Regions from separate parts of the Mus musculus genome. Here region 2 is linked to region 1. A link is a loop called in an ENCODE intact Hi-C map of the cell type or tissue named here. Cell type or tissue: heart. All regions are shown on one strand. Each heading gives the region's core, and the rest is flanking DNA. Links, peaks and the distances in the headings are about the cores only. Region 1 overlaps Gucy2c (guanylate cyclase 2c). Region 2 holds the start of E330021D16Rik (RIKEN cDNA E330021D16 gene).

Region 1 (15,816 bases), core at 2,556-10,555:
GACGTCCTGAAGAAAAGAAAATGGCAAATGTGCGGAGTCCTCTGACACAGAGATGGTGTCTGGTAATCATGAAATACATGTTAGGTTTGATTTTTTATATTTACATTCATTTGTTTATTCAGGGGTGTGCACACAAGTGAACATTCATGTATGCACACCACAGTGTGCAGAGGTCAGAGGACAACTGGTAGGAGTTGGCTCTCTCCTCTTGTCACATGGGCTCTGGAGACTGGATTCAGGCCCTCCGGAAGCATCCTGCCCAGCTGAACTGTTTGGGCATCGCAGAAGTAAGCTGTCCTGTTGAGCATGTAAAGGTTTTCCACCGAAGCACACATTCTGCATGGTTTACAGTTGGGAAGTTGAAAAACAAACAACCGAAGTATCTTTTTTAGTGTTTTAGCCACCAAACATTAGTGAAGCGATTTTGTTCTTTGTACAATGTAGACTACTCGCTATGGCCTACACGCTCGGCCACTGGTTTAGCTAATATTCTTGTGCAGTGTGGAGAATTCAGCAAATCATTAACCTACCACATCCTAAATGGCAGGAAGAGGATTATCCTGCTAAATGAACGAACATTCCCCCATAAAAATACCCTTCACAAATCACAATTAGTAGGGGCAAGAAGTAGGTAAGGGCCATGTGGTAAGAATATTATAGAGTGATTCTAATCCATTTTACAATCTTCATTGGGATCCTGCAGGTTCCACGCCTAAAGCCATTGATGGTCTCCAACATTCGTTCATTCATTCATTCTCTCTCTCTCTCTTTCTCTCCCCCCCCCCCATAGGCTTTGCAGGACCTGTGACTCTGGATGACAGTGGGGACATTGACAACATTATGTCCCTTCTGTATGTGTCTCTGGATACCAGGAAAGTATGTCTGACCCCTGATATGACCCCATGGTGACAATACTGGGTGGAAAGGGGCAGTTAACTGGAAACAGAGAGGCAGTGAAGGAATTAGAGAGGTTGATGTTCAGAATCTAAAGATAGATCATGGCAGCTCTCTTGGTTGTCATATGTATACTCCACTTGTGGTAGGATTCCCTAAGCGTGTTAGCATATAGAACCTCTAATCAGAAATCAGCTCACACACATATAGGAGTCAGACTAGTAGAGTCGATGAAAGGAAACAAGCTGATGGCAAGCCTTTCCTAAAGAGTGTAAAGCATTTTTACAAGCTAAATATTTCAAAGAAATAGCTCTCTCCATCAGCACTTCCATGAAACATGTGAACTGTGCAGTCTCTCAGGCACACACATGAAAGTGCCATGATGCTAGACTTTAACTCACATTCTACACCTGTGTCTTAATTAGGGTGTTACTGCTGTGAACAGACACCATGACCAAGGCAACTCTTAAAAGTACATCATTTAATTGGGGCTGGCTTACAGGTTCAGAGGGTCAGTCCATTATCATCAAGGCAGGAACATAGCAGCATCCAGGCAGGCATGGTGCAGGAGGAGCTGAGAGTTCTACATCTTCATCTGAAGGCTGCTAGCAGAATACCGGTTCCCAAGGAGATAGGATGAGGGTCTTAAAACCCATACCCACAGTGACACACCTTTGCCAACAAGACCATACCTCCAAATAGTGCCACTCCCTGGGCCAAGTATATTCAAAGCATGACATTCCACTCCCTGGTCCCCATAGGCTTGTTCAAACACATGAGTTTACGGGAACCATATCTAGCCATAGCAAAAAGTACATTTAGTTCAACTTCCAAAGTCCCCGTAGTCTATAGCACATCAATAAGGTTAAACGTCCAAAGTTCAGACTCTTCTGAGGTCCATCCAATCACTTAACTGTAATTCCTGAATGAAGACAGGAACCAGCCGGGCAAACTCCAAACTCTGCATCTCCATGCCTGATGTCAAAGCAGTTTTCATATCTCCAACTCCTTTTTCATCTTTGTTGAATGCAACAAACTTCTTTGCCTGGGCTGGTTCCACTCCCTGTTAGCAGTATTCCTCAGGAGATACTCCATGGCTCTGGCATCTGGGGTCTCCAAGACAACTTCAATGTTACAGCTTGTTTCAATGTCTGGCATCCACACATGATCTTCTAGGCTCCTCCAAAGGGCTGGCATCATTTCTCCAGCTCTGCCCTCTGTAGTACTCTAACCTCAGGTTGATCCACTCCACTGCTGCTGCTGTTCTTGGTGATCATCCCATGGTACTAGCATCTCTAATACATTGGGATCTTCTGCTGTTACTAGGCTTCACAAATAACCTCTCATAGGCTCTCTTCATGGTGCCAAGCATCAAAACCTTTGCATGACCCCTTCAGTCATGAAGGCCACCAACTACAACTGAGGCTGCCCCTTCATCAATGGCCTTCTCTGTCCTCTCACTGTGCCAAGCCTCAGCTGTTCTTCATGACTCCTTCATGCCTCAAAACCAGTACCACCTGCGTGACTCTTACACATTACCAAGTACAGCTGCAGCATGAAATACAACCTTGGCTATCTCTGGAACATGGCTTCTTTGTGCTCTCAGAAAACACTTCCCAGAAGATTTCACCTGAGTAATGCTGGTATCTTCTTAATCACCACAAATTTCTTAGCTCCAACTAACCAGCATCAATTGTCCCAGGAATCCCTTCTATTTTTCACTCTAAAGCCAGAGCCACATAGCCAAAGCTACCATGTTTTGATGTTTGCTGGGGCTGGAACATGCATGGCCCCCTCCTTACTCTACTACCAGCTTCCTGTTTTCCAACTCTTCTGCCTAAGCTTGTCTGTCCTGGCATTTGCTCTGTAGATTGACCTTGAACTCAGAGATCTGCATGGCTTTCTCCTGTAATACTCTAATTAAAGGTGTGTACCACCATGCCTGGATTTAAGCTTTTCTTTTATCCCAGGTTAGCCTTAAACTCAGAGATCTGTTTGGCTTTGTCTTCTGGGATTAAAGGTGTGTACCACCATGCCTGGATTTAAATTTAGCTGGATGGGTTCTTACTCCCAAATCCCTTAATCTGCTATCTCCTAGAACATAGGATTCAGGCCCATTTCACTTCCTGGTGCCCCTTTAATACTTTAACCATATATTTTGTATTTTTTCCTTTCTAAGCTTGCTATGCTTGTTCAAAACTTCAGGAGACTTAACCAAAGAGCAAAGTCTCTGTCAATGCAATTAATATAAGTCTCCTTATCTTAGACTCAGATAGACTCTTTAGACAAGGGCAAAAAGCAGCCACAATCGTCACCAAATACCACAAAAGCAGTCTCTAGGCCACATATTGAAATTCTTCTCCAATGAACCCTCCTGGGCCCGGCCTGCACAGTTCAAATCAATCTCAGCAGCAAAGTCTTGCACATTCTTACTAGAATGGCCCACTACACCGCACTAAAAACATTCCACTACTTTCCAAACCCAAAGTCTCAAAAATCCACATTCTTCCAGACAAAAGCATGGTCAGGCCTATCACAGCAATACCCCAGGCCCTGGTACCACTTCATTATTATGGAAGAGCCTGTGATGGCTGGTTTTATGTCAACTTGACACAAGCTATGGTCATCGGAGAAGAGGGAACCTCGATTAAGAGGTTGTAGGCAGGCCTGTAGAACATTTTTTAAAATCAGTGATTAAGGAGGGAGGGCCCAGCCCATTATGGATGGGATCACCGCTGGACATTTTGGCTCACGGTTCTATAAGAAAGCCAAGGGGAACTACTAGCTAGTAAGCATGGCCTCTGTGTCAGCTCCTGCCTCCAGGCTCCTGTCTGGTTGTAGTTCCTGCCCCGACTTCCTCTGATGAGAAACCCTGATGATGAAGCATAAGTGTTTCCTCCCTGAGTTGCCTTGGACATGTGTGTCAGTGCAGCAATAGTTACCCTAAGACAGCAGCCTCTAAAGAGGGGAGAGGGTCTACTCTCTCACCATATCTCCCACAAGAAGCTTCCTGTCTGGTATAGAGTTCACGGCTGAATTTAAAAGTGGAACCGCTTCCTGTATGCCTTCCGGAGCTGTGTCCGTCTAAACCATGAAAGCCACTGTTTCAGCCAGCCAAGTGACAAGTAAAGACCTTTTTCCTACAAGAGAAAAAGTGGACATCTAGAAGGAAATAGTATTCATTTGTAAATGTTCCAGAGTGGACCTTAGGGCAAGCTTAAATCATAACATACATACACATAATTAATATAAATAAGTCATAATATATGCATAGGTCTATATATATTGACACTGCCTTTTGAGAGACATCTACAATGGCAAATGTAAAAAATTACAGAAAAGATGCCCATCCTGAGAAAGTGACACCAGAAATTTGAGACAGCATTTCAGAATCTATAGTTTTTGTTACTATATTGGACCTTTAATGAAATACTATATTTGGGGGCCAGTGAGATGGCTCAGTGGGTAAGGGTGCTCAACTCTAAAACAGACAGCCTGAGTTTGATCCCCAAGACTCACGTGGTAGAAGGAGAGATTGGATTCCTGAAAATTGTCCCCTGACCACCACATGAATGATATGTATACCCACCTCCCAAATAGAAAAAAAGAAGAGAGAGAGAGAGAGAGAAGGGGAGAGAGAGAAAGAGAGGGAGGGAGGGAAGGAGGGAGAGAGGGAGGGAGGGAAGGAGGGAGAGAGGGAGGGAGGGAAGGAGAGAGGGAGAGAGAGACAGGCAAAGAGGCAGAGACACAGAAAGAAAAAAAGAAAAAAGAAAGAAAGGAAGGAAGAGGGAAAAAGAGAAGGGAGGGAGGGAAGGCAGGGAGAGAAGGAAAGAAGGAAGGAAGGAAGGAAGGAAGGAAGGGAGGGAGGGAGGGAGGGAGGGAGGGAGGGAGGGAGGGAGGGAGGGAGGGAGGGAGGGAGAAACTTTAAGAGGAATATAAAGTTGATACACATGCCATGGAAAATTTTTGTGTCATATCCCCCAAATGCTTCAGTTACTAACAGGAACCACACAAAGAGACCCACATGCTCATCCAAAGAGATGAAGACCCTACTGTCCTCGGAAGAGACACAAAGACGTGTGTGAGAGACCTTTCCTCACCACACTTCCACTGTTCCCTACACAGGTCTCCCAAAACAAATTTGGTCAAACTTCTCAGCATTTGACTGCTTCCAACCTCAGTACATAGTGTGTGTATTGGGGAGAACCTAGCAATTAGCTCTCAAAACATGGAGCTATCAGAATACTAGTCTATACTCAGGGTAGGTATCAATAGAGAGTTGATAAGCCACACCCTAGCATACAGGCTAATTTTGACCTTCTATATATGCAACTATAGGTTCTATCCTTCAGACTCAAGTCTCTAAATGTAAATTTCCCATGGAGAATATTTTGAGGGAAGGATAGTGACTGTAGAAGGTAGCCCTGTTTCAAACATATTGCACACAGCATTGTCAATACCTAGAGCACTAATTCAAAGATAGCCTGTAATAATGTTTCCATTAGCAGATAACGTCACGTGAAGGCTTTATTCATAGAGGCTTAATTAACAACTGGTAATGATGGCTCATATCTGTAATCCCAAAATTTGGGAAGCTGAGGCAGGAGGATTAAGAGATCGAGATCACGTCCCCAAAGCCACACACACACACACAGTCAGCCTCATCACACATTGCTCTAAAATGTTCTCATGATTTTCTTTTCTTTTTGCCTTTGTTTATGGCTCCAACACAGTACAAGGTTCTTATGAAGTATGACACCCACAAAAACAAAACTATTCCGGTGGCTGAGAACCCCAACTTCATCTGGAAGAACCACAAGCTCCCCAATGACGTTCCTGGGCTGGGTAAGCCGTTCTTGCTGAGTTTCCTTCTCTCGATGTGGTTTCCGCGCAAGCTGTAGGCAGTTAGCTTGTTTATCTTTTCTTCTCATCTTGCCTAGACTCTCCAGGTTTGTGGCTGGGTTTTACAAGCCCAGTGAGTTCTGGTTAGACCCATCCACATTCGAACCCTGTCTTGAAGATGGTTTCCATATAAGCGGGACCCCCTAGAAAACAAAGTCAGAAAATCAGCAAAATTGAATAGACATAAAAATGTGTACTTTATCCTGTTACTGCTACAGACTCAATGTTTTAAGCAAGGAATATTTGCTGGATCTCACCTCTCCTCAGCTTTGCTCAGCACCTCAGGAAAGGATCTGTCTAGCCCTGTGTGACGCCTGCACGGTACTCACGCCACATTTGCTTGTTCATGTGTCTTTTTACAACATACTGTACAAGATTGGGGTCTAATAGTCACTGATACCTGTTGCTGAAGCATACTGCACTGGAATAATTGAATAATTATGTATTCAATTATTCAATATATTCAATACATTCAATATGTAATTTATTCTATATAATCTACAATATATATTGTAACATTAATATCATAAGAATATATAATGTTATATAATATTATTAAATATAATATAGTGATATATTATATTATATTAATTACACACACACACACACACAAACACACACACACACACACACACACACTGGACCCAGCACTAAAACCATTAATTTAGATGAAAAGGCAGGTCCAGGGTAGCATAGCCAAAGACAATTGCGTTAACATGAGTCAGTTTGCTTTGATTACAACTAAAAGCTTTCTCCTCTAGCAAAGCAGCCTGTTTACCGAGTTCCCTCCAGCCCTACTGTCCTAGGACTTAGAAATCACCCTGCTGTTCACTGTACATTCTTTGAGAAGCCGGCAGAATGCAACAACCAGAATAGCCACTAGAGGGCACAGATGGTTTGCCTTAGAAGTAGCCTGAACCTGACTTAACAGAGAAGCAAAATGAAAATGCGGTTGAATTTTAAACAACTGCATTTAGCCAGGTGGCTCACATCTGTAATCACAGTGTTGGGAATACCGAAGGGAATATTACCATGAGTTGAGGCAATCCTCGGCCACAAAATGAGATCCAGGCCAGCCTGGACTACTGAGTATGACCCTGTCTAAACAACAATGAACTGATTTCATTTAAATAGCATGTTTAAATATCTAATTATGGTCATTATGTCTAGCACAGGGGGTGCTCATTATGTAGGCAGGTAGGGACTGAAATGACCTGAGTGGCTCAGACTCATGCTCTGGCATGGGGGTGTATGATGCCACAGTGTGGAGTTGTATTTTTTCTACAGACTTCCTCTTTGTCTGGGGCTAGGGGTGTGTTACGGTGGCAGTGTGTGATGGTGGTAGGCATGGTGGAAGTACTGTATCCATCAAAAGAAATGTGGTCACGACATGACTTCATGACAGTCTCATGATGGTCATGACATGACGTCACGATGTCATGATGGCATGAGCCCTGAGGTGGGAGCACTTTCCTGCCTAGGTGAGAGGCGAAACAAAGTCACTTAGAAAGCCAGGTGACAGGCAACCCCAGGGCAAAGCTTGCCAAGCAGCCCTCATGGAAATGTGCTACAGTTTTATCGCATGCTAAGCTTCTGCTTGGGACGGAGCAGGGGAGGGATGGGGCGTGGCGGGGCGAGGGACTGGGGGCAACAGAGGGTCAGCGGGTGGGGGAGGAAGAAGGAAGAGAGAGAGAGAACATGAGAAAAGTTTAGGATACAGTATGATTAAACAAAAACATTACAAGATGTGTGATAAGTTTACAGTAGAGGAGGGTCTTAGTATATTTTCATATTGGGGCATCTTTTTCTTGTCTCGGTAAAATAAAGAGGATCAAACTTTTATTCAAAGCTTTCAGCCATTTAAAAATCAATAATTTACTCATGGTGGGTACAGGCTGGCTGGTAGACAACCGAGCTGTGCCTTCAAGGGTCTTGAGTGTCCCCCCATGCTGTGTTAGAGACTCCTGGGGGTGGAGGGGGAGGGAGTGGAACTTTAATGAGAAATCTGTTCATCTTTTCTTGGAGTAATTTCATTAAGTACTTGGAAGTGACCTCCAGTCTTTAAAAAAAAAAAAAAATTTGAACACTTTCCCTATTTGAGCATTTGTTTGCGCGTGCTCTCTCTCTCTCTCTCTCTCTCTCTCTCTCTCTCTCTCTCTCTCTCTCTCTCTCCCTCCCTCCCCTCCCTCCCTCCCTCCCCTCCCCTCTCTCATGCAACTCTCTCCTCTCTCCTTGTCCTTTTTACCATATCCCTTTGTCTTCCAGCTCCTTACACATTTTGCTTCTCACTTTGAGTCATCCTTTCATGGAGCGTACTTACTTCCTGCCAGGTGGGGAAGCTCTGCACACACGTGAGCCAGAATGAGCCTGCGAGGGTTTTTACTGCTGTGGCTTCTGACACTGAACTTGTCCCTTACGTCCTTGGACGTCCCTCCAGTGTTTCCTCGGATTACACTCCCATTTTCCTGAACTCCACTTGTTGTTCTGAAAATCTGTGAATGGAAGACTTCTACTCAAACTATGCGCGCGCGCACACACACACACACACACACACACACACAAGATTCATTCACTCTAACACAGTCAAGTTATTGCTTTCCCTCAATAATAGAAATCTTGGAGAGGAATAGTATACAGCACTGTGGTTTAATATTCTAATTGGCTTTCTTACAGTATGCATCCAGCATTTAAACATAGCCATCTCTTTCTTTCTGCATAGAACCTCTTTAGACACACAGATCTAGAGAATATCATGTAGGCTTATCTCCCTTCAAATTATGTGTTGGAAACCACTTAATGTTCCTATGACAGTAGTGGTTTTGGTTAGAAATAAGGAGCTACATGGCTGTGCCTAGTGGCATGTACCTATAATTCTAGCACACAGGGGGATCATAAGTTTTAGGGCAACTCTGAGCTACTTAGGAAGAGGAGAGAGGGGAGGGGAGGGGAGGGGAGGGGAGGGGAGGGGAGGGGAGGGGAGGGGAGGGGAGGGGAGGAGCAGAGCCTGCAGATGCTGGATGCATAGCACCAATAAAAGATTAATCAAAAAATGTTTTTCAAAAGGGCTCTTCCCTCTCCTGTCCTCGGGCTTCATTTCACCAGGCGGGGCTCTGGGACGCATTTGTGCTGTGGCCCCGCTAATGCACACCCCTTCCTTCTCTGCACAGGCCCTCAAATCCTGATGATTGCCGTCTTCACGCTCACGGGGATCCTGGTAGTTCTGCTGCTGATTGCCCTCCTCGTGCTGAGGTACCTCCTTCCCACAGGCTTGCCCTCCAGATGGGGACGGGAGAAGGGGACAAGCCTGGTGTCCATTGGCGGTGCTTGATGAAAAAGGCAGACCTGGGATCTAGAAGGCACTCTACTTCAAAAGCGGGGTCAAAAGCAGAAGCCGATATGTGTAGATCAGAACCCTGGCATTGAGGCACAGGATTCAGATCGAAGCTCTGGCCTCTGCCCCTGTGAGTCTGTGTGCTCAGGCTAGTTCTGCTGAGTGTTGGGAAGACTGCAAACATGCCTTGTGTCCAGCTAGCCACGTTATGAGCAGTGTCTAACTAGCTATCTTCAGAGATCTACTGGTATATTGTGAAAGATTGAAGATTCATCATACAGTATAGTGTGGAGCCTAGGAGAAGCTTAGAAACCGCCCGTGCCACCAGATGTGGTGACCCGTGCCTGTAATCCCAGACTGAGGCGAGAGAATGTGAGTTTATGGCCAGCTTGCACTACACAGTAAGACTCTGTCCCAGACAAACAAACTAAACCAATAACTCCAAAGAAATCACCTGTTCCAAGTATCCAGAGCCCGAGGAAAGGGCGACAGACTCCATCTGGCAGGTAGCGAGTAGGGGGAGCAGAGATCCAGGCGGGTGAGCACCAGAGCCATGGTTTTCCTGCCTGACTTGGGCATAGCTTGTGCTGGCTGGAGACATAGGACTTATTAAATATTCAATGACTCTATAAGCATCCCAGCTTCTGCCTGTGCGCACTAAACACAGAATATTCTTTCTCGGTGTGTTATCAGGATGCCCCAAGTCAAGTGTCAATTATCTGTGTGTGTCACACACTTTGGTAAGAGTGTGTGACTATTCTTTCTCATGTGCCCCCAGCCCATAGCATGTTTTCTCTGGTGAGGGGGAAGACTGGTTTCTTTGCTCTGAAGGCAGAGTTCATGTCCTAAAGCTATGTTTCTCAGAATACAGGGGACAACAGGTCTACAGCATGACCATTTAATCTTTCAGAAACTAAGGCCGATCAACTTTCCATGGGGGAAATAGGAGATAGATCTGGTTGTCTCTATGCCTGGAGACAGAGGATTCCTAATGGCCAGTCGTGATAAGGAGACCTGATACAAAAGACTAGGCATATGCTATGCGGTTTTCTACTCCAACTACTGATGCATGAAAAACAGGGATTGATTTATGATGTTCCCTGAGCCAGGATAAATGACAGCTCTGTTGAGCCCCAAAAGTCTCCAAGGCCACAGACATCATGGCCCGGCAGCCTCTGATGTCTTGGTATTCATCCCTCCTGCCTTTGTTTAGGGTCACCAAAGCTGGTCAGGGGTGAGCTAATTTACACATATTTAATAAAGGAAAACTCAGAGTTAGATAGAAGCAGAGGAAGAAAGTTGAGCATCCTATTTAGGGGACACTAAATAGGCGAATGGCAAATGATCTTCAGACTGTAAGTCAGGGTTGATCTAATGACAACAAAGTGGAGATAAATTCAGGAACAGACAAGTAGGTCAGCAAGAAAGAGTGCAGATGTGACGGGATGGACTTGCAAGCCATCTAGGGAATGACGTCAGAACGGTCGGCTTTCCATCCAAAATGAAATTAAAGTTACTAATACAATAGGATACAGCCCACTCTGTGTGGAGCTTTAAGAGTTAAAGCCCTAGATGTAAAAAAACAAGCTCTAAAATGCAGAAGAAATGAACACAAGGACAAGTTCTGAGTTAAGATGAAGACAAAGGCCATAGAATTAAAAAATGAGCCTGGATACAGTTAAAACTTTCCCTACAACAACAGTAAGGAGATGGTGACACAGAAGAAAGGGCTTGCAACACAGAGGGAGATAGTGTTTGTTGTTATAATTCATAAACAGATTCCTGTAAGGGGCTCGGGAGATGGCTCAGTGGGCAACAGCAGTTGTGCAGGTTTGAGGCGTTGAGCTCAGATTCCTAGAACCAGGTAAAGCCAGGGACGGTTGTGCACATCTGCAATCCCAGCATTTTTACCGAGATGGGAGACATGAGAAGTGCCAGATACTCGCAGGCCATCTAACCTGGAAAGCACAGCAGAGCAAGCTCCTGCCTCAAACCAGTGGAAGGTGAGGATCGGGAGCCAAGGTGGTCTTCTGATCTCCAGAAGTACTCTGTGGTGTATGCATGCACACATGAGACTCACCACACACTCACACATCCACACACTCAACGCATACACTCACACACAGAACACTACACACATACTCATACCCACAGAGATTCAAATTCATGTAATAAAAGAAAATGATACAATAATAAAACTGAGAAAATCATAAACAACTCTATGTAACTATATATATATATATATATATATAACTATAACTATATATATAGGCAGTAAATATTTGGAAAGATCCTCTCCATAGAAATCAAACAAATATAAAATTAAGCAACAGTGAGCCACCATATTATAAACATCATAAATGTTTAAAAATGCTTAACAATGTCTAGACATTGGAAAAGAGAGTTCTCAGGGTGGGAAACTGTCCCATCACTTTGGAAAGGTATTTCAAGAAGAAGAAAGTGTGTTTCTTCCCTGTAACCCAAGAAGGTGTTATGTATAACACCCGAGGAATGAATTAGAAAACTCGACTTTTGTATGTTGGGGTAAATGTTGAAATAGGGCCTCACACAGCTCGGGCTGGCCTTGAACTTGCAATGTAGCCAACAATGATCTTGACCTCCTAATCCTCCTGACTCCATGTCCCAAACGCTGGTGTCCAGGGGTGGCCCTTTGGGCATGATTTGACTTCTTTTAAGGGCAAGGCCTGAAGAGGAGACTGGGTTACTTGAGAATATAGCGAGCTCAATGGTGGTTTCAGAGTGTACATTTATTTTCTGCCTCTCAGGGCTCTCAGGGTCTCGGGTATTTGATTTTATTTCTTCCATTCCTTTTACCATCTGTCAGATCCTTCATTATCCTGAATTACTGTCCTAGTGAAGGGCTTGGGAAACCAAAATGAAGAGAAGAGGAAAGCCGGCAACTGTCCCCTTAGCAGTTGGGGGAGCACAGAGCCACACCTCAGTGTCTGCTGGCCTGAGGACAGTGGGGTCAAGGTCCTTGTGTGTGGGAGCCAAATGGAACAGATGTTTATAAACACCTCCTGTTGGTTCTATTCCTGCTACAGAAAATACAGAAGAGATCATGCACTTCGACAGAAGAAATGGTCCCACATTCCTTCTGAAAACATCTTTCCTCTGGAGACCAACGAGACCAACCACATCAGCCTGAAGGTGAGGCAGGCTTGCTCTTCCCATTGATGTGTATCTGACAAGACTTAGGTAGCCTGGTCGCAAATGTGCCAAGCACGGACAGTTTCATTCATTCCAAATCCCAAGATTTAGATGTTTGCAGCTTACGGGGGAAGGGCTTCTTTTGGCTCATGGTGTTAGGACCACATCTGCAGGTGACAGTAGCAGTTTATTGCATGGCTTGCTCATAATTCGGTCAATCAGGAAAGAGAAGGCAGTCAGGCCAGATGTGTTCCAAGTTCTAATCCATTAGGTTTGTCCCACCCCTGTCCTCCCAGCTAAGTGTCACCTCTTAAAGGTTCTAGCACATCGCAGATCTGCACCACCAGCTAAGCACCAAGTATTCGAACACATGAGCCATGGGAGCATTTCACCCTCAGCCCACAATGGTATGTCGGTCATTCTTGGCTTCTGACCTGGAAGAGAGGTATCTACAGGCTTCTTACACCCTCAGGACTCATTGCCTCAGGCTAAATAGCTGCCATAAATTTTGGTCATTGCTGAGGAAGCCTCTGCTAAGATTTGTCTAGAAGTTACCCTTGGCTGGGAAATGTAACCAATCTGAACAACTCACCCACATTTTCTGCAGGTAGCAATGCAAACTCCCCATAAAAAAGCTACTTAACTGAGCTTTGTCATCCTGCCTTCTCGGGTGATACTAAAAGACAAAGTATTAAGTGTGGCCCTCCGTGTAGGGCCACACGGAGATAGTAAGGCATGGTAGGTAGGTAGGTAGGTAGGTAGGTAGGTAGGTAGGTAGGTAGGTAGGTAGGTAGATAGGTAGGTAGATAGGTAGATAGATAGATAGATAGATAGATAGTTGATAGGTAGATGATTGATAGATGATAGGTAAATAGATGATAAATGAGATAGATGATAGACATAAATAGAAAGATTAGATGATAGATGATAGAGATAGATGATTGATATATGATAGACAGACAGATAAATAGATGGTAGATGAGATAGATGATAGACATAAATAGATAGAAAGATTAGATGATAGATAGACAGATAGATTGATAAGTTAATAGTAGTAAGTTCTCATTTATTGAGAACTTGTGTGCCAGGTGTATTATTACTTTGCTTCATCTTCTCCTGAGTCCATCAGGTAACAGGACTGGAATTCCAGATATGTGGTTACAGTTTGAACCCAGACTAATTGTAGACTTGAACATGGTACTGACTCAAACCACGGCATTGTCAGTATTTCTATACTGAGGCACACAAATGGAGTTCCTACTCTCTCAGGTAGTGGAAGAGCTGACAGGCAGAAGTAAAATAGTTAGACTCTGGAGCTTCTCCGACAGCCATGTGGTCACATTTCACCACACAGGAAGCAGAGAGAGGGAACAGGAAGTTGTGTCAAGCTCTATAGGTATCCCACCTCCACATCCTGCACGCTGACAGTGGCTTGGAGCTGCTCACAGCGGTATGGTTCATGGGTGGGTAGTGGTCTTTGCCCCAGACTTGCTTCATGCTCCAGCAGCCTCCTGTCGTCTTCCAGACCTCGCACATAAGGATTCTCCTCGCAAAGACTGGTCTGGTCTGTCTTTGGCAAGGGTCAGAATGAAGTCCGGCTCCAGTATTTTGCAGTAGAGCAAATGATCACCAGACAACCGGGTGCCCAAAGGAAAAATTTGCTGCCTTAAATTACTGACATAATCCACACATAAGAAAACCTTTACATTACATTTTTAGGTGACATTTACGATCATTTCACCCTCCTATAATGCATTTATAAAATAAAAAAGAGATGGAAAAGAGGAGGAGGAAGATGAAGAAAAGTAAAAGGAGGATATGAAGAGCAGAAGGAGAGGAAGAGACAGAAGGAGGCAGAAGAAGAGGAGGAGAGAGAGAAGAAAGAGGAGGAGGGAGAGGAAGAAGTGGTAGAAGTGGAAGTGGAGGAAGAGAAGGAAGAGGAAAAGGGGGAGGAGGGAGAAGAGGAAGAGGAGCAGGGACAAGAGGAGGGAGAGGAGGAAGAGGAGGAGGGAGAGGAAGAAGTAGAAGTGGAGGAAGAGAAGGGGGAGGAGGAAGAGGAGGAAGAGGAGGAGGAGCAGGAGGAAGAAGAGGAAGCCACAACTACCAATACTAAGCAAGGGTTACTATTGTAGCACCAAGATTTTTCAGAAACAAAAGACTTTATTATATAACAGCTGACCGGCAAGGAGTCCAGGAAATAATCAAATCTGCCTGCCCATGGTTTTATCAGGAGAGTATATAGAAAGAGGAGAGAGGATGTTTGCTAGTTGGATAATAAGAAGGTAACCTTTAGGGTTCTCTTGAGCAGGAAGGAGTCCCTGAATACCAGGCCACTTAACAAATCTCCTGTCCCCTTGGAGAATGGGCAGCTGCCATGCTCTGGAAAGACAATTTGAGACTGTAAGGTTGAAAGTGACCTCCTAGAGAGGTCTTCTGCATATGAGTGTGCTAAAAAGCTCAGACCAAAGAGTCCCTGAGTAGAGTCTGGAGCCTTTTCCCAAAATTCAACTTATAAACTTTGTCATTTAAGTGAGGACTTTCTATCCAGATGTTGGCCTATTTGAGCATTTTTTTTTCTTTATGGGCAGTATACAGTCATCATTCTTGGAAGTTGATCAAGCTATTCCTGTTACATTTAAGGACAGCCTCACACATTTAGCAAGGATAATAACACACCTATCTAAGTTAGTGTTACTGCTGCTGTGAAGAAACACCATGACCGCAGGCAATCACTGTTCATCATTGAAGGAAGTCAGGACAGGAACTCAACCAGGGCAGGAGCCTGGAGGCAGGAGCTGATGCAGAGACCATGGAGGGTGCTGCTCACTGGCTTGCCCTCCATGCCATGCTCAGCCTGCTTTCTTACAGAGCCCAGGACCACAGCCCAGGGGTGGACCCACCCACAATGGACTGAGCCCTCCCAGCAAAATCACTAATTAAGAACATGCCCTACCGGCCTGCCTAAAGTTGGAAAGTGCTCAGGAGCCAGGCTCTCCAAAAGGTGACTTTTTTTATGCTTAGTCATTTTTATTGAATATTTTATTTATTTACATTTCAAATGTTATCTCCTTTCCCTATCCCTCCTCCTAGAAACTCCCTATTCCATCCTTCCTCCTTCTGCTCCTATGAAGGTATGCCCCTACCCACCCACCCACTTGCGCCTCCCCACCCTGGCATTCCCCCACTCTGGGGCATCAAGCCTTCACAGGACCAAGGGCCTCTCCTCCCATTGAAGCCCGACAAAGCCATCCTCAGCTATATATATGGCTGGAGCCATGGGTCCCTCCATGTGTACTCTTTGGTTGGTGGTTTAGACCCTGGGAGCTCTGGTTGATTGATACTGTTGTTCTTCCTATGGGGTTACAAACCCCTTCAGCTCCTTCAGTCCTTTCTCTAACTCCTCCACTGGGGACCCCATGATCAGTTCAATGGTTGGCTGCGAGCATCCACCTCTGTATTTGTCAGGCTCTGGCAGAGCCTCTCAGGAGACAGCTGTATCAGGCTCCTGTCAGCATGCA
Region 2 (15,816 bases), core at 5,194-13,193, 320 kb after region 1:
TAGGGCACCATTTCCTCTTAAAATACTTGTTGCTCAAGGTTTGCCTTCTGTCACCCATCTTTTTGTGGTTTTTGATGCAGGGGCCAGCATGCTGCAGTGTGGCCTTGTGTGCGTTTTGTATCTTCTTACTCAAGCTGCTGGCTGCCCCAGGCTTATGCCTCCTAAACCAAACGTCAAGAACTTAATCTTTGCTTCAGGCTCAGTATATTTATTTATTTTTTTAGAGGATTCATACTAAGGTAGTTATGATTTTGCCATAGAGTGAACCTTTCACATTTGACAAAGGAGGAATCTGTTAGAACCTTCATCGTAGCCTTTGTGTAAAGAGTGAAGAATTATAAACTGTTCGGCATTACTGTGTTTGGTTTTTATACACAGATAACATAGCTCTTGAAAACAGAAAACAAAGGCCTGGAGCTGAAAGGAAATAAAACTGTAATTCATGTAATGTATGTCAAATAGCCCAAAGAGTTGTTTGTGAGCTTTGAAACCTGGGGCTGAGAACATAGCAGAACAGACCAGGACATGCCTGGGCAGGCCCATCGCCTCCCTATCTCCCACCCCTCTGACCTAAGTTAAATGTTACAGGCTGCTGATGTTTAAATGGACCAATCATGTGAAACCGCGCCAATTCCTCCCCCAGCCCCACTCCTTTTCTATAAAAACCCCTAGCTTCCAAGCCTCGTGGTCGAATCCACTGTCTCCTGTTGTGTGAGATACGTTTCGACCCGGAGCTCCGCCATTAAAATACCTCTTGTTGTTACATCAAGGTGTTGTGTTCTATTCGTGATTCTTGGGTGCACGCCGAATCGGGAGCTGAGTGGGGGTTTCCCCACTGAGTTCTTTCAGAGCCAAATATGTAACAAAAAAAAAGTGTTTTTTGTTTTTGTTTTTAAGTAAACGTTGAAATGTCAGAAACCCCATATTGCACGATGATTTAGTAAAGCTTTCTTTCTTTCTTCCTTCCTTCCTTCCTTCCTTCCTTCCTTCCTTCCTTCCTTCCTTCCTTCCTTCCTTCCTTCCTTCCTTTCTTTCTTTCTTTCTTTCTTTCTTTCTTTCTTTCTTTCTTTCTTTCTTTCTTTCTTTCTTTCTTTCTTTTTGGTTTTTCGAGACAGGGTTTCTCTGTGTAGCTCTGGCTGTCCTGGAACTCACTCTGTAGACCAGGCTGGCATCGAACTCAGAAATCTGCCTTCCTCTGCCTCCCAAGTGCTGGGATTAAAGGCTTGCGCCACCATGCCCGGCTATTTTCTTTATTCTGTTAGATAAAAGTTTTTTTTTTTTTAAAAAAGATTTGCTTTACGTAGGTTGGTGTCTCTGTGTAACTTTGTTAAGTGTGTGCAGGTGCAGGTGGAAGCCAGAATCCTCCTGGAGCCGGGGCTTCCGGTATCTGAGAGGTCTGGGAAATGAACTCTCCTCTCCGAAAGAGCAGCAGGTTTAAGACTCTGGTGAGCCTTAGCTTACCAGGGACTCCCAGAGTGCATGGCGCAGAGTCGGGAATCTGTGCAAAAAGCAAGAAAAATTTATTGTTCCAACTTGTTGGGGTTGCCCTGCACATGGGGAGAAAGAACGACCCTGTGCAGCCTTTATACAGTTCTCTATGCAGCAGCCATTTGGCACAATGTGATTGGCAGGACAGTGTGACCTTTAAACTGATTGATCTATAAGGAATGAGGTAGGTGGCCAAGGGTCGCAAAATGTGTCCACCAGCTCTGGGCCTCCCCTACCTGCAGGTGGCAGGTGGCTGGTCCCTCCTTCCTGTGGTCTGAGGAATGTACCTAGCTCCTCCCTTCCAGAGGGGAGGGCTGCCTATAGTCTTCATGACCTTTCTGTTCCAGGAGGTGGAATTTTCTAAAGTTCCTGAGCCGACTTCTTCACAGGCACTCTCGACTGCAGAGATATCTTGCTGGCCCCATCTATAGAGAGCTTATAAACATAAATGTAATCATGTAACTAACTCATATATAAATAGATGAGGTCTGAGTGTAAGGGTTTTCTGGAGGGAGAAGCACGTGTTTCAAGATAGTGTCAGATGGCAGAGGCAGAAGGAATCAAAAAAATGGGGGCTTTTGTGGGTTACAGGGTGAGTTCAAAGCCAGCTTGCTACATGACTTAGCAAGACTTTGCTTCAAAATTAAAATAAAAAGGGCTAGGGATGAAGTTTAGTGCCAGAGTGATTGGCTCCCATGTGGGAGGTCCTGGGCTCCTGGTGAGTGGGGAAATGGGGTGTTTTCCCCCCTCCCTCCCTCCCTCCCTCCCTCCCTCCCTCCCTCCCTCCCTCCCTCCCTCCCTCCCTCTCTCCTTCCCTCCCTCCCTCTTTCCAGTGTTTCTAGTAGCCCAGTCTGGTCTCCAAGTTGCTATGTACTAAAAACGATCTTGAATTTCTGATCCCCCTTTCCTATATATCTTAGTGCTGGGAGTACAGTATGTGCCACTGTGCCCAGTTTATGTGGTGCTGGGGATCGAACCCTTGTACAGGCTGCACACTCACTCTACCAATTGAGATAAAGTCAGAAACCAATAGTCTTTAGGGAGAGGGGAAGGGAGGAGAGGGAAGAGGAGAGGAGGGGCTTTGAGAACGTCAGTAATGCTTCACTTTTTAATTGTCTTTCCGGACAGGGGTTCTCTGTGTAGCCCTGGCTAATCCTGGAACTTCTGTAAAGTCCAGTTAACCTGTAAGCCCTAGCTGCCCAGGAACCAGGTCATTTCCTTGAATGCTGGGAATTGTAGTTCTTGGGAAATAACACCTCATGTCCGTATACGCCCCTGTAACATCAGGCTCGAGGCCATTCTCAGGTGGGAAAATTTGAGTAACAGCCCTGACCAAAGTCCATCTATTGATCAGTATGTACTACTTAATAATAAAGCTTGCTTCAAATTTGGCCCAAAATGCTACAGTTGGTTTTTGTGGTGAACCTCTGGATCAACACCTCCAACTCAGAGATCCCCCTGCCTCTGCCTCCGAGGGCTGGGATTGAAGGCATGCGCCACCACTGCCTGGGAGATGCTTTCCGTCTTTTACCTTAGCTGCATAGTGGAGCTGTTCCATATAGTGCAGAGAAGAACCTGTGACAGCTACATTATTTATTTATTTTTATTTTGTATGAGTGAGTTTGATAAGTCTATAGCCAAAGGAAAAGGATAAGTAGTGTTAGATAGATAGGCAGTAAACCATCATCAAATCAGGTGCTCAAAAATACCCAGAAGAAATTAACTGGAAAAACCCCACTAAGGTAGCCTGCTGTTCGTGATGGAGGCAGGTTTGACAGAACAGGGTGTTTTCCTCCACGGGGCTTCCAAGCAAAAGAACAAATAATTGCAGGAAGGTGATGTCATCAAATAAGGTGCTCACAGCATCCAAAAGAAACTGGGGAGGTTGAGGTATCAGCTGGAGTTCCAGGTTGAGCTTTCTTTCTTTGGGCAAACGACCCAACCCCCACCTCCTCCACCATCTTTCTATAGCGGGATGAATAACAGCGGCCCGTGTAGGAAAGGGTTCATCTTCCGGTTCTCAGGGGCACCGTGTTTTCACTTTGGGGCTGTTTTGCTGCTCTCTGCCTCCATGTCACAGAGTTAACAGAACCAGATCATCCTTCAGAGAAGGGGCATTGAAGGACACTCGGAGACTCTGAAAACCCTACTTCAAGAGTCGGGTTCACAGTGAGCTTGAACAATTTTCCATGAAGCATCTCACAGGTACAGAGGTTGGGGAAGGGATTTACTGATTTCTCTCCCTCTCCAGACTCAAGGCCCTCTCTTCTTGCTTAGCTTGTGTCTTGGGCGGAAGGGAGAGGCTGGCCTATTTCAGTGCATTAGTGAGCTTGTTTGCTTGCTGGATTCTGATTAGATCCAGTTATTGGGGAGCGTCCAAGGGACATGGGGTGAGGGTGGGCGTGGACTGGAGGAAAAGAAAGCTGGGGCAGCATTCTTAAGTTTCTAGTTTGCTTAGTTTTGAAATATTTCCGTAGTCTACATAAGTATGCAGAAAATACCGCAGGTACACATGGTGGTTGGCCTGCAATGTGGTGTGTAGATGTGCTGACTTGGCAGAAGAGAGCAGGAAGGAGAGAGACTCAGACACAGACGGGAAGACAGAGCCTTTTCCAAAGGGATGAAGGAAGGAATTTCCAAGCCTTGTCTTTTCCTCTCACCCTCCTTTTGTTTGTTTCTTTAAAAACTAAACATGTATTTTATTTTTTTTAAAGATTTATTTATTATATGTAAGTACACTGTAGCTGTCTTCAGACACTCCAGAAGAAAGAGTCAGATCTCATTATGGATGGTTGTGAGCCACCATGTGGTTGCTGGGATTTGAACTCAGGACCTTCAGAAAAGCAGTCAGTGCTCTTAACTGCTGAGCCATCTCTCCAGCCCCGTATTTTATTTTTTAATTTGTGTGTGTGTGTGTGTGTGTGTGTGTGTGTGTGTGTGTGTGTGCACGCGTGCACACACATGTGCGTGTGTGTAGATGTCCGAGGAGGTCAGATGAAGGCATCAGATCCTTTAGAACTGGAGTTACAGGCATTTGTGAAACACTGGTGCTGGGATTTGAACTCAGGTCCTATGAAAGAGCAGTACTTGCTCTCAAATGATGTGCTATCTCTCCAGTCCTGTTGCTTCTCTTCTCTTCTCTTCTCTTCTCTTCTCTTCTCTTCTCTTCTCTTCTCTTCTCTTCTCTTCTCTTCTCTTCTCTTCTCTTCTCTTCTCTTCTCTTCTCTTCTCTTCTCTTCTCTTCTCTTCTCTTCTCTTCTCTTCTCTTCTTTTGACATAGGGTTTTATGTAGTCCAGGGTAGCCTCAAACCATATATATATGTATGTGTATATACACACATACACATACATATATAAATATGCATATATATTTCTTGAGGATGACCTTGACATCTAATCCTCCAGCCTTCACTTACAAGAGTATGCCATCTTGGTCAGTATGATGCTGGAGATCAAACTTGAGCTTTGGACATGCTAACAAGCACTGTTGAGCAAAGTATATCCAAGTGCCCCTCCCTGCACGCCCCCCCCCAACACCATCCCTGCCCCACAATTGTTTTTAAGAGCTAGCATCCAAAGGGCTAAGGAGTGGAGTCGTTCCAACCCTCTCATGGGTACAAAGGGCTAGAGTGAAATTTCAAAGACCAAACAAGAAGAACAGGTCAAACTGGGCCGCCAGTCTGTAGGGCGGGCATCAGAACTTTACTGCAGCTGAAGTCTGGGAGTCATAAAGGAGCAGGTTGGGCCAGAGTGGGCAGCAGCAGCAGCTGGAGTGAGCTTAGTGGGAGGGAGGCAGGGGAGGTAGGAACGGAGGTGTAGGTGGTGGTGTTTCATTTAATCTTGAAGCCATTAGCCAGTGGTTCTCAACCTCTGTCGTGACACCTTTGGGGGCTGAATGACTCTCACAGGGGTCACATAACAGATATACAGAATATTAGATACTTACATCATGATTCATAACAGTAGCAAAGTTTACAGTTATAAAGGTAGCAACAAAAATAATTTGGTGGCTGGCTTAGCACAGCGTGCTGAACTGTATTACTGGGCCACCATTGGGGCAACCTTCCTCAAATTGTATGAAGGTGTGCCCTTGTATTTTCAATGCTTAATTGTCTACTGGAAGAGAGCTGAGTGCCCACAGGATTTTGGTATTGTCACTTCTTCCCATCTCCAGGTTTTCTATTGTGTCTTCTTCACCTGTCTAAAGGCAACCTTAGAGATGTATCAGGCATTGTCTCACCTGTGATTGGTTACAATAAAGATCTGACAGCAAATAGCTGGAACAGAAAGTACAAAGGTGGAATTTCCAGACAGAGAGTGTCGCCGGGAGAGGCGAGCTGAAGCAAGAGATTCGGAGGCCGACCCAGAAGGGAGCAGGGAAGTATAGAGCAAGCCATGAGGCAGGTCCCAGGCTAGAAGAGTGAGGTTAAGTTTAAATGGTAGCTGGGAGACTGCCCCAGCAAAGGGCCTAAGCTCTAAACTGTATAAAAGTCTGTGTGTGGTAATTCACACCGCTGGTGGTCGGAGAAGGTTGCAGCATTAGGAAGGTTGAGAAGTCTGCTACCACACTTTCAATCTTGAAATGCATTTTCCCCTGAACACATTCGCTGTGATTAAGACAAGAACCCAAAGGAAACAAACCCAAGAGAATTGTTACAACGTTTCTTTCTCAACCCCGCCCATCCCCAACCCATTTTCATCCTGTCGCCATTTGTTTTTCATTCTGCAATGCAAATATGATCATGATCAGCTCTCTCACATCTGGAAGAACATCTCAACTCTTCTTGCTCAGTGAGGCATCTTTAAATTTGTTCCGTCTTTGTGACTCTACACTCTCCCCGTCTTCCCTCCTATTCCTGTCACCCTAAGGATGCAGTTTCTGTTAGAGCAGTTTCTCACAGAGACCCTACACATGTCAGAGGATTTATTTGTAGAGGGAGGCTTTCTGTGTGTCCAGGGCGTTTCCTGTCTAGCTGGCTTCAACCACTAGCTACCGCCATTAACACTGCTGCAGTTGTGACAAGCAAATCTTTTTCTAGACACCCCAAAATCTTTTCAGAGTAAAAATTGCCCCTGATTTACTATGGGGGCGGCGGGGGGGCTGGGGGGTACAGTGTGTTATTCCCCAGTTTTTTCTTTTCTCTCCCCCTTCCCTACTCTCCTCCCCATATGCATGCTCATGGGTATACTACAACCTGCACTTCTGCCTCTGTGTGTGTGTGTGTGTGTGTGTGTGTGTGTGTGTGTGTGTGTGTGTGTGTGTGTGTAGGTCCGGCCACTTTGGATGTAGTCCTTGCCTTTCACCTTGTTCTAGGCAGGATCCACTGTTTTGTATGCCAAGCTGGCTGACCCTGGGACCTATGGCTTTACCTGAGCTCAGATCCTGCATTTATCTGCTGAGCTGTCTCTATAGCCCATCTGTCTCCATCACCCATCACCACAGGGTGATGTTTCCACTGTGATCAGCCCCACAAACATGGTCTCCGCTCAGCCCTCTGTGACTCTGTGGAGGTGGCAAGCTGCCTGCAGGAACACAGCATGGTGCCTTATTCAACCATATTCTCATGTATTACTTGTCTCCAAGTTAGACTGAGAAATCAGGCCTTCACACTGTCGTGGTTTGGTGTTCCCATTTTACGTGCTATCCTGTGTCCTTAGCTAAAGCTGGCCTCCAGTACTGACAATATCTCTATGTACATTTTAAAAACTTCACAATTTTGAATATTATTAAAACAATTTAAAAATGACATTTAAGAGCTGGAGAGATAGCTCAGTGGGTAAGAGCACTGACTGCTGTTCTGAAAATCCTGAGTTCAATTCCCAGCAACCACATGGTGGCTCACAACCACCCTTAATAAGATCTCACGCCCTCTTCTGGTGTGTCTGAAGACAGCTACAGTGGACTTATGAATAACAATAAATAAAATTTGGGGCTGGTGCAAGAGGGACTGAGGGAGCAGGGTTGATCTGAGTGAGCAGAGGTCCTAAAAATTCAATTCCCAACAACCACATGAAGACTCACAAACATCTGCACAGCTACAGTGTACTCACCTACATAAAAATAAATGTCTTATTAAAAAAGGACATTTAAGGGTTAACAAGATGGCTCAGCAAGTCAAGGTGCTTGACTCTGCCAACCTGAGCTGTATTCCAGGATCCCACGTGGGTGGAAGGAGAGAACCGATTCCTGCAGGTTGTCCTCTCACCTCCACAATGCACACACACACACACACACACACACACACACACACACACAGGCACACACGGTAAACAAAGTACAAATGACATTTAGAAGCCAATCGATATTTTCTTTTTCAATAGCTGATGTGATATCTGTGATGCCCAGATTCCCTCATTGTCTGGAGCTTGCCAGGTGAGCTAGGCTGGCCAGCTGCTGGGCCCCCAGATCTGCCCATCCCCACCTCACTATTGCTGGCCGCACAAGCAAGCACTGCCACTCTCAGATCTTCGTTGTGGCTTCCGAGTCTAATTCAGGTCCTCATGCTTGCGGGGCAAGCTCTCTTCTGACTGAGTTATCCCCTGAGTTCCCAAAACATGATGCTTTATATGTGGCTTGTGAACAGTTGTTTCTAGTTATTCCACCTGGTATGGTCTTATTAGCCCATCATCATGTGCCCTGGCTGCTTCAAACTCACCATGTAACTGAGGCTGGATTTGAGCTCCTGCCATTCCTGCCTCCACCTCCCAATTGCTGAGACCTCAAGTGTTCGCCAGCATATTTTGCTTCAATGTTAGAATGCAGTTTATAAATTATTTGTACATATCTACAATGGGAGATATTTTGTAGCTTTAATACATATAGGCATTTGACACTACTATATTTGTAGATTATGTATTTGCATTTGATGATATCATCAGGCAACATGGGGCATTTATACTCTTTAAAATGCACAGAACTATATATAGCTACTAAACAGTAAGCTCTGCACGTCATTTACTTAGGACCATCCGTGACTTAAAAGTTGTTATTCTGGTGGCTGGAAAGACAGCTCCGTGGCTAAGGGGACTTGTTCCTGTTCCAGAGGACCCAGATTCAGTTCCCAGCACCCAAGCCCAGCAGCTCAACAGCCTTCTGAGCTCCAGCTCCCGAGGCTCCGAGGTCTTCAGTCTCTGCAGGTGGCTGTGCTCACGCACACTTACCCGCACACAGACACAGATGCATATACGGAATTAAAAGATAATAAAACAAACGGAATCTCTCAAAGTTATTCTGTCTAGGAAGCTTATTGTCTATCAGTGATAACTGTGAAAAATGTTTTTGTACCTTGGATTTCTAAGTGGCAGATGGCTTGCCAATGCTGCCACCTTCTGGATGGCATTGTGCACTGCACCACGCAAGGAAGAATCAAGTAAGTTCTTTATGTCTGAGGTGAGAAATTTCACTCTTTTCATTTTGGAAAGGCATGGGCACTCTTTTTCCTATTTCCCTCATTAAATTCATAGCTATTTGTCACCGTTCCAGCCACCCGCTAGAGTAAGGATGCTGTGCTAACATCGTAGTGTAAACTAGCTGGACTGTCATCATATCCCCCTTCTGGACTTGTGTTCCCTGTTCTCTGTCCTGCTAAATTTATGCCTTGGGAGCGTAGGCTAGCCTATGGGAGGCACATCTATAAGCTTCCGTGTCCTTAACTTCCAGGCAGATGAGGGCGGTGGGAAGCATCAAAACAAGATCAAAAGGAGAGGAGGGATCTGACCTGGCGCATCTCCTCCGTCAGTGCCATTCCTAGGAGGACGCTGGCTCTGTCCATCAAATGAAGGTCACATCTTCCATCAAAAGCCTTTTACTAAATCAGCTTGCTCTCTAGAAAAGCGATAAACTTCCTACTTCTGTCATTAAGAGCCTGAGCCATATGTGATAACAGTCCCACTGGAATGAGAAATGCCCGATACGCTCATGAATCAGAAGGCCCGCTCCCTAGCTGCTGGTGCGGTCGGGAAGGTTCTGGAACCTTGATGATGTGGACCTTGCTGGAGGAGGAGGAGGCATGCCGCTGGGGGTGGGGGATGGGTGGGCTTTGAGGGTTTATAGCCTCTCCACTTCCTGCTCTGCCTCCCTGTTTCCTGTGTGTGGATGAAATGTCAATCTCTATTTCCAGCAACTTCTGTACGGACTTTATTCCCTGGAACCGGAAGCTAAAATAACTCTTTCTTCCTTAAGCTGCTTTTGGCCATGTGATTTTTTTTTTTTTTTTTTAATCACAACAACAGAAAAGTAACTGATGATGAAGACGGTTAGAGGGTGGCCCCCTACGGTCACCTTTTATAATGACCTGTGTAATTAAGTATCCATTAGGCCCCCTGAGAAAAGGGGCCCAAAGAAGTAATGGAAGGGAGGAAGGACTTATTTTGGCTTGCAGGTCTAGGGGATGAAGCCCATACTGTGAAGAAGGCACGGATGCTGGAGGGCTCTGCCCATGGCCATGGGAACCTGAAGCAGCTTGTTTACATCTTGGTCAAACAAGAAGCAGACTCCTAAGGCCTGAATGGGGGTAGGTATAGCTGAAGGACTGCCCCTGGGGGCCTCCCATTTAAAAGATTTTCCAACTCCTCAAAGCAGTACCCCTAAGCAGCTGGGGACCAATAGTTATTCAAACACAGGTCTGTAGAGGGCGCTGTACATAGAAATCAGCACTGTCACAGACCACAGCAATGGGGAAGATGATAACTGTTCCCTCATAGTGCTAGAGTTGTATAGAGAGTGTTCCTTAAATGCCCAGGTGTTGAAGGATTGGGCTCCAGCGTGGTGCTTTTGGGAGGAGGTAGAACCTTTAAGAGAAGGGACCTCGTGGGCTCAAGTCCCAAGAGCTAGTCTTGAGGAGCATGGTGTGGCTTTATGCTAACCCCACACAAGCTAGAGTCATCAGAGAGAAGGAGACCCTGACTGAGAAAATGCCTTCATGAGATCTGGCTATAAGCAAGCTTGTGGAGAATTTTCTTAATTAGTGATTAATGGCAGAGGCCCCAGGCTATTATGGGTACTGTGAGAAAGCAGGCTGGACAAGCCAGTAAGCAGCACCCCTCCATGACCTCTGTATCAGCTCCTGCCTCCAGGTTCCTGCTCTGTTTGAGTTCTTGCCCTCATTCACTGTTTTTGATTTAAAAAAAAATTATCTATTCATTTACCTTATGTATACGAGTACACTGTAGCTGTTTTCAGACACACCATAAGAGGACATCAGATCCTATTACAAATGGTTGTGAGCCACCATGTGGTTGCATGAGGTTGATCTCTGAACCTCTGGAAGAGCAATCATTATTGTTAACCACTGAACTGTCTCTCCAGCCCCTGAATCTTCTTTTTAAATCATTATTTTATGTATGAATGTTTTGCCCATGCCTGAGGAGACTAGAGGAGGATGCTGGATTCCCTTTAAATGAAGATACAGATGGTAGTCAACTCCATGTGGATGCTAGGAATGGACATAGGTCCTCCAGGAGAGCAGCCAATGCTGGTCACTGCTGAGCCATCTCTCCAGCCCCACCTCTTCCTTTAATTTTTTTTTTTTTATGACTGTATGACTGGAGAGGATTTTATGGTACCTGCACATCTCATTGTCTTTATTGTTACTGTTATTGTTCTGTCGTTAACAATGATTCAATGAGGGCTGGTGAGATGGCTCAGCGGGTAAGAACACTCACTGACTGCTCTTCTGAAGGTCCTGAGTTCAAATCCCAGCAACCACATGGTGGCTCACCACCATGCTTAATGAGGTCTGATGCCCTCTTCTGGTGCATCTGAAGACAGCTACAGTGTAGTTATGTACAATAATAAATAAATCTTTGGGCCGGTGCAAGCAGGGACTGAGAGAGCAGGGCTGACCAGAGCAAGTTCAGTACCCAGCAACCACGTGAAGGCTCACAACCATCTGTACAGATACAGTGTACTCATATGCATAAAATAAATAAATAAAATCTTTAAAAAAAAGCCCCACATATGATTCAGTGAACACAGGGTGTGCTCTGGCAAACTGATTTAATTACTTTTGGAGATAGTAGTGGGGTTGCTGGTCTTATGGTCATTCTATTTTTATTCCCTGAGAGTCCCCGGATTGCTTTCACTGATGGGTCTCAGCATTCTCTTCCACAGCGTTTGAGAACTCCTTTGACTCTGCACCCTCGCCAGCACTTGCAGTAATCATTTCGACAATGGTTGTCCTGACTGGGGTTCTGACAGGGACACGGGCTGCATCTGCAGGAAATGCTGACCTTGCCCCGGGCAGATGTCTAATGGGTAACTAAAAGCAAGGTAGAACCTTGCCCCTCTGCCTTCATTTTGTATTTGCTTCTTCTGCTTTAAACTGGGACAAATTCCTGCTCCACTCTCCATGTTAATCATTTAGATAGTGTTTGTCCTCTGCTTCAAGGTTCAACACACCCAGATAAGTACCTAAGGGGGTTTAAAGATTTTTCTGGAACATTCTGAATGCCCTGCTGTAGAATTCCTAGAGGGACATTCCTAGAAGTCTACACTCGTGGCTCAGCACTTTCCAGGAACTGGAGTTTTGCAGGCAGCTCATCCCATGAGGATAATGCACACTTAAGATGGAGCCGTCTTCTAGTGGGAACTGAGTCGTGTCTCCCTCTCAGGATGACAAGGCAGAGGGAAAGACAACATGCAAGGCGAATGGAGATTGCACCCATAGTGCCAGCAACTTCCTTAGCACCAAAAGGAGGTTGCCAGGATGCGAGTGGTGGCTACTGCTCTCGCTGGCAAGGCACTGGAGTGTGCAAGTTTCCTGAGCCCTCGCCTTCGTTCTCTTTGCTCTGAACAAACCCCAGGTCACTCCTGCTGCCCAGGCTACAACCCTTGGACCTGTTTTCCTCCCATGGCGACGCTGACTTTCTTGCCTGTTTTTGAGGTATGTCCTCACGTAGCCTCTCTTGGCCTCAAACTCCCCTCTTCCCATCTGGCTTCTCCCCCCCTCCTCTCTCTCTCTCTCCTCTCTCTTCTCTCTCTCTTTTTCCTCTCTCTCTTCTCTCTTCTCTTTTCTCTCTCTCTCTCTCTCTCTCTCTCTCTCTCTCTCTCTCTCTCTCTCTCTCTCTCCCTCTCTCTCTCTCTCTCTCTCCTCTCTCTCTTCTCTCTCTATCTCTCTCCTCTCTCTCTCTTTCCCCTCAAGGCCTGCTTCAGTCTGGACTCTTGCAAATGCCTCTGGCTGTTCTCCCTCTTATCTACATGAAACCCCTCCTCCTAGGCGTTCCTTGGAGCGGGCACGTCCTCTTTTTCTTTCACCAAGGCACTGTATGCTGGAGATGCATGGCAGAGGAAGCTTCTTGTGAGCCAGGAAGGGTAAGAGAAAGAGAAGTGACTGGTCCCACAATCCTCTTCTAGAGCATGCCCTCTGTGACCTAATAAGCTTTCTCTTAAAGGCTCCCCATCTTCCAGTACCACCCCCCAGGAGCCAAGCCTTTAAAATACATGCATTTGACGCTCTGTGCCACGGAATTCCACCCCGGCCTCCCCCTCGTGATAAAATAAGTGTTCATTTCAACTCCTCGAGTCTCCAATCTCAGTGGCAGGGGAACCCTAGTGATAGGAGAAAAGGCCCACCGGACATTTAGATCTTTGTCTCCAGTCAGAAGTATGAGAAGAAACTGTTAAACCCCCATCTTTTTTTTTTTATCTATTTCTGGCCCCTCTTCTTATCTATCTGCTTGTCAGGAATCTAACTCCTGCTCCCTCTGGGGTGTGGCTGGGGATGTAGCTCAGTTGGCACGGTGCTTTCATAGCAGGCACAGTCCTGGGGTTCCATTCTCAGTGCTGTATGAATAGAGCAGGCAGGACATGCCCATAAGCCCAGCATTGTTGGGGGCGGGGTTGAGAAGTTCTGGGCGGAGCCTCAGGGAGCTCACAGGAGTGTTAGCCTCCTTCAGGGTTTCTTTAGGACCTGACAGGTTGAGGCCCCACATAACAGGGCATTCAATTCTGTTTTCTTTTTTCTTTCCCCCACCCCCCTCGGCCCCCGCTATCTCTTATTCTGTTGTCAATTGGCAATAATCACACCTCGAATAAAACTCATTGGCTATGATACTGCCATTGCACAGAGCTGAGCACTCAATTCTGGACTGACCATGTAAAACTACGATTCCAAAATAAACTTTCTTCTCTGAATTTTAATTTGTTTTAAAAACTTATTTATTTGTCTGTCTGTATGTGAGCGTGTGTGAGCATATGTGTCAAAAGAGGGCATCAAATTCCCTGAGACTGAAGTCGTAAGCAGTTGTGAGGTACTGTGTTGGTGTGGGGAACTGACAATAACTTTCTTTCCGGGAACTTTTCTTTTTCTTTTCTTTTCTTTTCTTTTCTTTTCTTTTCTTTTCTTTTCTTTTCTTTTCTTTTCTTTTCTTTCCTTTCCTTTCCTTTCCTTTCCTTTCCTTTCCTTTCCTTTCCTTTCCTTTCCTTTCCTTTCCTTTCCTTTCCTTTCCTTTTCTTTTCTTTTCTTTTTTCTTTTTTGAAGGAAGGTCTTGAGTATCCTAGGCTATCCCAAGAGTTACTATGTAGCCACAGATGGCAAGCTCTTGATCCTCACACAACATCTTTCAAGTCTTGGCATTAAAGGCATGTGCTACCGTCCAATATTTCATTATATTTTCCTGCCTATATATCATATACACCTTGCTTATATTCATATATATACACACACATATATATACATACACACACATATATACATATATGTAATTTAAATCTAGTCCCTATATATGATAGACTAAACCTTTTACTTTTATAAGTTATTTGCTTCAGGTATTTTACTATAGAAATGGAACGCCGCCTCATACAGAAACCTATTGGTAAGCGCTTTCAAACTAGGTATCAATAATGCCTAAAATAAACAACTCTTCACCAGACCGTCCAGGAAGGCTGTGTCCAGCCACTGTGTTCAGAAGGAGAGGCCGTGTCATGCTCGACACGTGAAGAAGCCGTGTATGTAAATACTGCTGGCAATGATACCGAAAACCTAGACACTCTGTGGGCACCGTGGACTTTATAGAAGCAGGGTTGCTTTCCTTGTTAACCCTTTCCTAACCAGTACCTTCCAGTTTTCTAACGTTCCACATTTTGAGGTCATACTTCATTCTGAGGTGATTTTATTGCCTGTTGGCCTAGCAATTTCAAGGCAAAAAGCACACTTAGTTTCCTCGAATGTGCATGTTGGCCATCTTTGGTCCTTTTAGCTGGTGTTCATGGTGAGAATGGAAGCAAATGTTGCTGAAGGGATAGACTCAAGGAAAGACTTGTGTATCTGCTGCCTGTGACCTCACACATGAGTTTTCTGATTTGAGAGAACGTCATACCCCGTTCCACAGCTTCCGGTGTTTTGTGTGGAGAAAGGAAGGGAATGGTGGTCTGCGTTCAGGATTCCTTGGGCTCAGTGAGACTCCAGGAACAAGTCTGTGCCCTTCGGTCACTTCATTTTGCGTCAGTGTCCTGGCTAGTTTTATGTCTGCTTCATAGAACCTAGGGTCCTTAGAGAACACAGTTCCATAAGTTTAGGCTTCAGGCCTACCTGTAAGGCATTTTCTTAATTCCTCATTGAAGAGCACCAGCCCTGCCTCCAGGTTCCTGCCCTGCTTTGAGTTTCTGTCCTGACTCCGTTTGGTGATGAACAGTGATGTGGAAGCAGAAGCCACATAAAGTCTTTCCTCCCCAACTCTTTGGCCAAGGTGTTTTACGGCAATACGCATCCTCGCTGAGACAAGTTGGTACCGGGATAGTGGGTATTGCTGTGACAGAACTGACCACACTTTGGGGGGAGGATTGTGGAAGAACTTTGGGCTAGAAAAGTTATTGATTGTTAAGAGCTCACTGAGCTGTTCTGTGGCAGCTTTCAAAACCAGAATGCTGAGAGAGCCGTGCAGAAGATGGAGGCCTGGCTTGGAACCCTTCAGAGACTCTACCAGGGCACTTGCATGAAGAATCTGTGGTATTTGGTCAGCTGGAACTGAAGAATCAGCTGTGATTAATAAGAGACCAGAACCACTAAAGTAAAATGTTTGCTTTGCTGGGACAATAGGTGCTGGTCAGCTAGGGCTGAAGAATCAGCTATGGTTAAGAAGAGACCAACAACATCATTGAGGTGAAATCTTCTGGGAAGCATTTCCTTAGGGCCAGCACACAGAAGCTGCGGTCCAGAAGTGGCCAAGTTTGTGCAGCCTTGTGATAGCAGCTGAACTTGGTAGTTGAAGTCACCCAGGTGGTACTGGTTTAGAAGGCAGGAAGGGGTCACGGAGAACAGCTGAGGTTTGCTACTGGGAGAGGCCATAAAGGAAGGCAGAGCCAAAGAGGCAATAGGAGCTCCGGGATTC

Evidence for each region. Hi-C counts contacts between places; a loop is a spot of excess contacts. Peaks named below come from ENCODE experiments on the same cell type or tissue, not always from the same donor. Only the 100,000 strongest peaks of a DNase experiment are listed, where the experiment ranks them.
Region 2: it touches region 1 in a loop (12-fold over the local background); 21 of 42 quality-filtered maps call a loop at or near these places.

What each region holds. Positions count from the first base shown.
Region 1 is chr6:136,733,839-136,749,654 of GRCm38, reverse strand. Gucy2c (guanylate cyclase 2c) reads left to right here. Exons shown (of 27, transcript NM_001127318.1): 9 at 791-876; 10 at 5,628-5,739; 11 at 8,964-9,045; 12 at 12,193-12,298. Among named protein-coding and RNA genes, the nearest start is that of Gucy2c, 40 kb to the left of the region's middle. In heart, for the core only: a CTCF peak has its summit at 6,667 (motif pointing right); a DNase peak (open chromatin) is centred at 6,684.
Region 2 is chr6:136,415,554-136,431,369 of GRCm38, reverse strand. It overlaps E330021D16Rik (RIKEN cDNA E330021D16 gene), which reads left to right and starts at 15,801. Exons shown (of 2, transcript NM_001201390.1): 1 at 15,801-15,816. In heart, for the core only: CTCF peaks have their summits at 8,824 (motif pointing left) and 10,123 (motif pointing right); no DNase peak of the experiment used is centred there; H3K27ac peaks cover 1,297 bases.